Linked DNA regions of Homo sapiens: region 1 is linked to region 2. A link is a loop called in an ENCODE intact Hi-C map of the cell type or tissue named here. Cell type or tissue: stomach. All regions are shown on one strand. Each heading gives the region's core, and the rest is flanking DNA. Links, peaks and the distances in the headings are about the cores only. Region 1 overlaps MYO3B (myosin IIIB). Region 2 has its middle 3.9 kb from the start of GAD1.

Region 1 (2,912 bases), core at 174-2,673, 450 kb after region 2:
ACATTTGGGGTGGGGAAGTGGGGTCCTCCCCTGAAACAGGTAAATGAGAACTGGGAGTGCATTACTCAGTTAGGCAGGTCTATGGTTATCAATCAGAGGAGAATAGTCAGTATTTGCTAAAAGACAAAAATCCCCAAGAAGGTAGGATGGAGAGCTTTTGAACAGGAAGCTGAGTCTCCCTTTGAAATGAGTAACGGGAATAGAGTCTGTGTAAAAAGCAAGAGACCACATGGCTACTGGACGACAGGGCAGCTGCCATCTTGCCAGAGATCCTGGGGCAAGGTTGGAAAGATAAACAAGTGAGCCTGATCTTTAGACAAAGCTGTCAGCACCAAAGGTCCACAGTAAGCTCAAGTGAAGGTAGGACGGAAATGGAAAGGGAAGAACATTGCATTTCCTGAAGCCTGACACTGGGCAGGAAACTTGGGGATAAAGAACATCTACTTTTCTCACCCAGAGAAGACTCAAAGAAAGTAAAGAAGGTGACAAAAGAAAACATATAGGGTGGTGGTTTGAAGCCAAAATATCACATCTCTGAGCAAATGGGACAGAATCTACCTCTAGAGTTAAGACGTGTGCACCAGTGTGGCTGGAGAAAGTCCCTATGCAAAAACAAGGCCCAGGATCAGAGACCCCCAGTAAGGCAGAGAGCTGCAATATGTAACCCTGTAATGCCCCAGGGTTGCAGCCTCAGTGAAACCTGTCAACCAGGAACCTCTTTACCCTCTATCTCTAAGCCCTTGGTCAATATGAAATAGTTTGAAAAGCCCAGACTAACTGACTATGTTCTTAGGGAAGGAGATGTGGTAACAAAAATTCTAGATCCTCAAGCCCTGCTTGTCTGGGGACAAGTGGAGAGCCACAGTGAGGAGGAACAGAGGAAAGGAGACTATACTATAGACAAAAGGCAGAATCAGTCTGGGAGGAGGAAAAAGAGAGAGAGATGTAAAAGTGCTAAACAAATGACATGAAGTTAGAAGGGCCAAGTGAACCAGGCCAGAGCCAAGTAGCAGGTCAAGATGGGGCACAGATTCAAGGTAAAGAGAGGTATCTCCAAGAAAAAGTCACTGAAGGCATACTGACCGAGTTGGCTGTTTTATTCTTGTTCTTGGCACCTCCTTCTTATGTTTAAGCTACGCTTTCAAACTGTCCTACGGCATTTGACAAAGAATGGGGATAAGGTTGCCCTCTGCTGGACACAGTGGCAGCCAAGAAGATGTCAATTTTGTGTCCGAGAATTAAGGCAGTCTTAAGGATTGTTAACTGGTGGCCCCAAGTCATCACCTTCTCCCTCCTCCTGGCTTTCTTTTTTCTTTGGTTGAGTTTTTATAAAAAGCACCTTGCAATTAACCAGATATTTCTCCAGGCAACTCCACCCATGTGACACAGTCAGGGCACAGATAAACACAGCCCCAGCAACTAGCTTATCAGATTGTTAGTCTATGTTCAAATGCCACCCTTTAGTTCAAAGGGCTGGAGAAGGTGTGGTCCCTGGGAGATCACACCTTAAATGGTTAGAAAGGTTATTGTGGGGAATAAATGAGTTAATTCATGTCTAGTATTTGGTATATAGCGAACAATTGATAAATGTCAGCTCCCTGGGCCAGACACTGTACTAGTTGCTGGGTATACAGTCAGTCAGTCCATTGGAGGAAGATAGCTGTGGTACACCTATTGATAATTAGCAGTATGAGTGCTACATAAGTGTCTTACTCCATTTTGCACTGCTCTATCAGATGACCTAAGACTGGGTAATTTATAAAGAACAGAAATGTACTTTCTCACAGTTCTGACGGCTGAGAATTCCAAGATCAAGCCTCCAGCAGGTTCAGTTGTCTGGTGAGGGCTGCTCTCTACTTCCAAGATGGCTCCTTCAGAGGAGAGGAATGCTGTGTCTTCACACAGTGGAAGGCCAAAAGGCAAGAAGAGACTAACTGCCTCTCCTTCAAGCCTGTTTATCCAGTACTTAATCCTTAATCCCATTCACCACGGAGAGGCTCTCATGACCTAACGACCTCTTAAAGAACCCACCTCTTAATACTATCACAAAGCCAGCACCTGAATTTTGGAGGAGACACATTCAAACCACAGCAACAAGGAAATGTTAATGTGCAATGGCTCCCTCAGTTAGATTTTAATAATACTGTGCTCATTAGTTAGCTACTTTCTCTCAGTTGATTCCTACCACTGAGGACAAATTTCTGTTTGATAGTAGATGCCCTGATCAGAACTTTCAAAGTTCTGAGGGGAAGGGAATTTCTGGGGTCTGGCAATTCAGCAAAAGCAAAGAGCTTTGGCATTTTCAAGTTCATGCCTTTGGGTAATTTTTTTAATGTCTGGCTCATTTCTTTGATTCGAAAATCAATTTCCATTTTGACAAACAGTCATGGTCTGCTTCTTAGTCCAGGCTTAAATGCCCAGGGACACATGAATTGTATTTCTTCCCATGATCCTACTTGCCACCCTTCCCTGAATTAAATCCACAATTCTCATTTGTATGCATTCTTCTCCCTACAAGGAGAAGGAATAGAGAGTACCCAGCCATCCTCTAACAGAAATGAACAATCTGTTCCACAGTGCATGATCATTACATGCTCAGGACTATACCAGAACTGGGGTTGGGGCTAAGAGAGTGCAAATCAAACAGAAGACATTATATTCATCCACAAGAAACTTATCAGCTTCTGGGGTAATACCAAACTTACACATATGAAAGATTTAGAGAATCAGATGAGATTGATTTCATTGATTCATTCAAAAACTTACTAGGTATTTACTGTGAATGGTGCCACAGCAAATGCCTAGGGAAAACAATGCCTGGAATGAGACATTTGCTTTCATGGGATTTAGAAAGAAGTATTAGAATAGACATGGACATAAATAATAATAATTTAAGGCTGAAAAGTATAAGC
Region 2 (2,912 bases), core at 272-2,771:
CAGATTACTGAGTTTTGAGGTAGGGCATAGATCTTTCAGCACGAAGGACAGCGCCCGTCCTTCTGGTCCCCATGCCTCTGTTTCGTTTGCTTCCGCCAATAGCTATGGGCCAACCCACCAGACTCGCCCCAGCCCTCCTCCCTCCTGACAGTAACTGCTGTTTGTTTTGCCTAGTTGGGGGGTGAGGTATTTCGCCCACTGCTCTTCTCTCCGGTAGGAATTTGAACTAAGAGTGGCCGTGGTTGTCATTCGGCTCTAAACAACATTTGAAACCTATATTTTTGTTTATGTCTTTCACTCTTCCTTTAATCTTTTATCATTCCTGGGGGAGGATTCTTGGGATAATGGGGGTGGAAAAAAGATATCCTCTCCGGGGACTCGAACCGGTGATGAGGGGTGGCCCGGAAGGGAGTGGTGTCCGCCCAGCTGTTTCGATTGTATTTGAAGCGCTTTGAAGAAATGGGAACGCGGCGCTCAAAGGCAGAAGAAGGAGGGGGCGATATGCGACCCCTCCAGTCTCTCTCCGGCATTAGGGATTTGCGAGCTTGCAGCCCCGGCTACTCCACCCTGTCTGCCGAGGATAACGTTTCCTTAGGTCAACCACCGCTGGGACTTGGGAACACGACCCTCCGCCCACAATGCCCTTTATTCCTTTCCCCGTCGTGGGTGGGTGGGGGATTGTTTAAAGATATTCCAACCGGATTTGGGGCCAAGCCTTTTCTGCAAAGGGAAAAACGGGTGAGTAGGAGGAGCGTGAGGCGTTGAAGGAGCGCCCAAACGGGCTGCGGGGAGATCTTCACGCCTAAAACGTGGTCAGTCAAGGTGAGTAGACAGGACACGTCAATTTTTTTTGACGCAATTAGAATTTTTAGCCTCCAGGAAACGTAATTTAGAGCCATGGTATTGGTTCGTTTCAGCTGGCTCCTTAAAATCTATTTTAAGTGTCTAATTTATGACCAGAAAGGAAAAAAAAAATGGCAGTGCTCACCGGTTAAACGTCTGTCTCCCGAGACGAGAACTGGGGGAAGCGTTACTTAACCTTTCATTCTGCTTAAGTCGGAGCTAAGGTCCATTTGCTGTTTTTGTACTTTAAAGATAGTTCCCTGAATTATTCTGGACTTTTTTGAAGGATCATAGCTAAATCCACACCCCCATCCCAACAGACCACACAACACTCACAGCTGGGAGGCAGGAAAATGTTAAAAGGGTGAGAGGGGGTGGGAGGGGTGACAGCAGAATGCTGGAAGGCTGGAGAGGACTCTAGGAATTACAGCCACTTTTTCTAAAGAAGAGAGCTGGATTCTTCGGATAACTGGCAAATGGTCCTTCCCCCTTGATAGTCAGAAGATGAAAATATTCTAATACAAATAAATGAATCAAGGAGGACAGGGTGATTTGTGTTTGGGCAAATCTCCTTGTGCAAATCTTGAAACGTCCAATTCTTGCTATTCTAAACTCGAAGACAGAATGACCACCAGGTGGCAATAGATTACAATTTCTGAGAAGAAACAACAGGCCTCCCAAGGGAGCAGTTCTTCAAGGAAGAATGCAGGCTCATACTCATCCCTGCCAAATTTCACAAAGCAGGGCCTTTTCAAATGGTCAGAAGTGCTCTGGAAGTGACCTGAAACACCTAGGGTAGTGCGTCTCTTTGGTGAAAGACTAGGGGGTGCATGGCATCTGTTTTTTTCCCACCTAGCTGTGTCTCAAATGTAGTGAACCTGTGAATATTAGGCAAGAAACTGATTCACTGCAAAACTGGAAACCAAGGAAATACAGTTCTGGATTGTAATTCTGATGGGGAGCTTTAAAGGTATATCTGTGTCTTCTGATCTCAACAAAAACCAAGGCGAAATCAGTCCTTCCCCAAAAGGGTGGGATGCAAAAAGGAGGATTTCCCACCTGAGATGCTTTAGTGAAATACAGAATTCATGGGAGACTGAGGAGAGTAATATTTTATTCATTTCTTTTAGTGTAAAAGCTCTTGGACTACTTAAAATAACAGATATTTAGTCCCCATTTTCAAACATAGGTATCTGGGACTGTTGTTTGTGAAAAGGTTCTGGAAAGTTCTGACTTAGTTGTGGCGAATCTAATAACTTAAACTTCTATTCCAGGCCAGGTTTCTTCCCCTAATCCTGACCAGTTACTCAGGGGAGGAAACTGGAACTTTAACAGAAGGGGTGCATGATTGATTGCCGTTCCCATTAGGCCCCACCTTCAACATTGGGGGTCACATTTCAGCACGAGATTAGAGAGGACAAACATCCAAACTATATCAAATATTGTGACAATAGCTGACGAATACACTCTCCTATACCAAGAAGGGCAACGGGGACTGTGTGCGGTGGTTCACGCCTGTAATCCCTGCACTTTAGGAGGCCGAGGCAGGCAGATCTCTTGAGGCCAGGAGTTCGAGACTAGCCTGGGCAACATGGAGAAACCCAATCTCTATTAAACATACAAAAATTAGCCAGTTATGGTGCTGCACGACCTGGAATCCCAGCTACTTGGGAGTCTGAGGCACGAGAATCATGTGAAGTCGGGAGGCAGAGGTTGCAGGGAGCCAAGATCGTGCCACTGCACTCCAGCCTGAGCAACAGAGTGAGACTCTTGCCTCAAAAAAAAAAAAAAAAAAAAAAAAAGCCAACGCAGGCGCAAGGTGGAACTCAGGGTAAAGTCTGACATAGGCTGCCCAGAATTGCTTACTGTGGGCCCAGTCTGGCCAACAGTGGTGGTGCTGGGGTCTGTGGGGGACATTAGAGAACTCTCTCTATATATCTCGGTCTCTCTTGCGGTCTCTCTCTCTTTAGCAACACGACTAATAATTATCCTCATAGAGGAAGGAAATAAGTCTCAGGGAAATTGTGTGGTGTGTTTATTGTATGAATTCTCAGTTAATTATCACCTGA

What was found. Peaks named below come from ENCODE experiments on the same cell type or tissue, not always from the same donor. Only the 100,000 strongest peaks of a DNase experiment are listed, where the experiment ranks them.
Region 1: a loop joins it to region 2, with 3 times the contacts of the local background. A loop is called at or near these places in 95 of 110 quality-filtered maps.

Annotation. Positions count from the first base shown.
Region 1 is chr2:170,359,791-170,362,702 of GRCh38, reverse strand. All of the region lies in intron 8 of MYO3B (myosin IIIB), which reads right to left. Among named protein-coding and RNA genes, the nearest start is that of MYO3B-AS1, 10 kb to the right of the region's middle. In stomach, for the core only: a CTCF peak has its summit at 1,204 (motif pointing left); a DNase peak (open chromatin) is centred at 1,182; H3K27me3 peaks cover 723 bases.
Region 2 is chr2:170,811,499-170,814,410 of GRCh38, reverse strand. It overlaps a transcript of GAD1 not described here. Among named protein-coding and RNA genes, the nearest start is that of GAD1, 3.9 kb to the left of the region's middle. In stomach, for the core only: CTCF peaks have their summits at 1,266 and 1,466 (motif pointing right); a DNase peak (open chromatin) is centred at 1,490; H3K27me3 peaks cover 1,521 bases.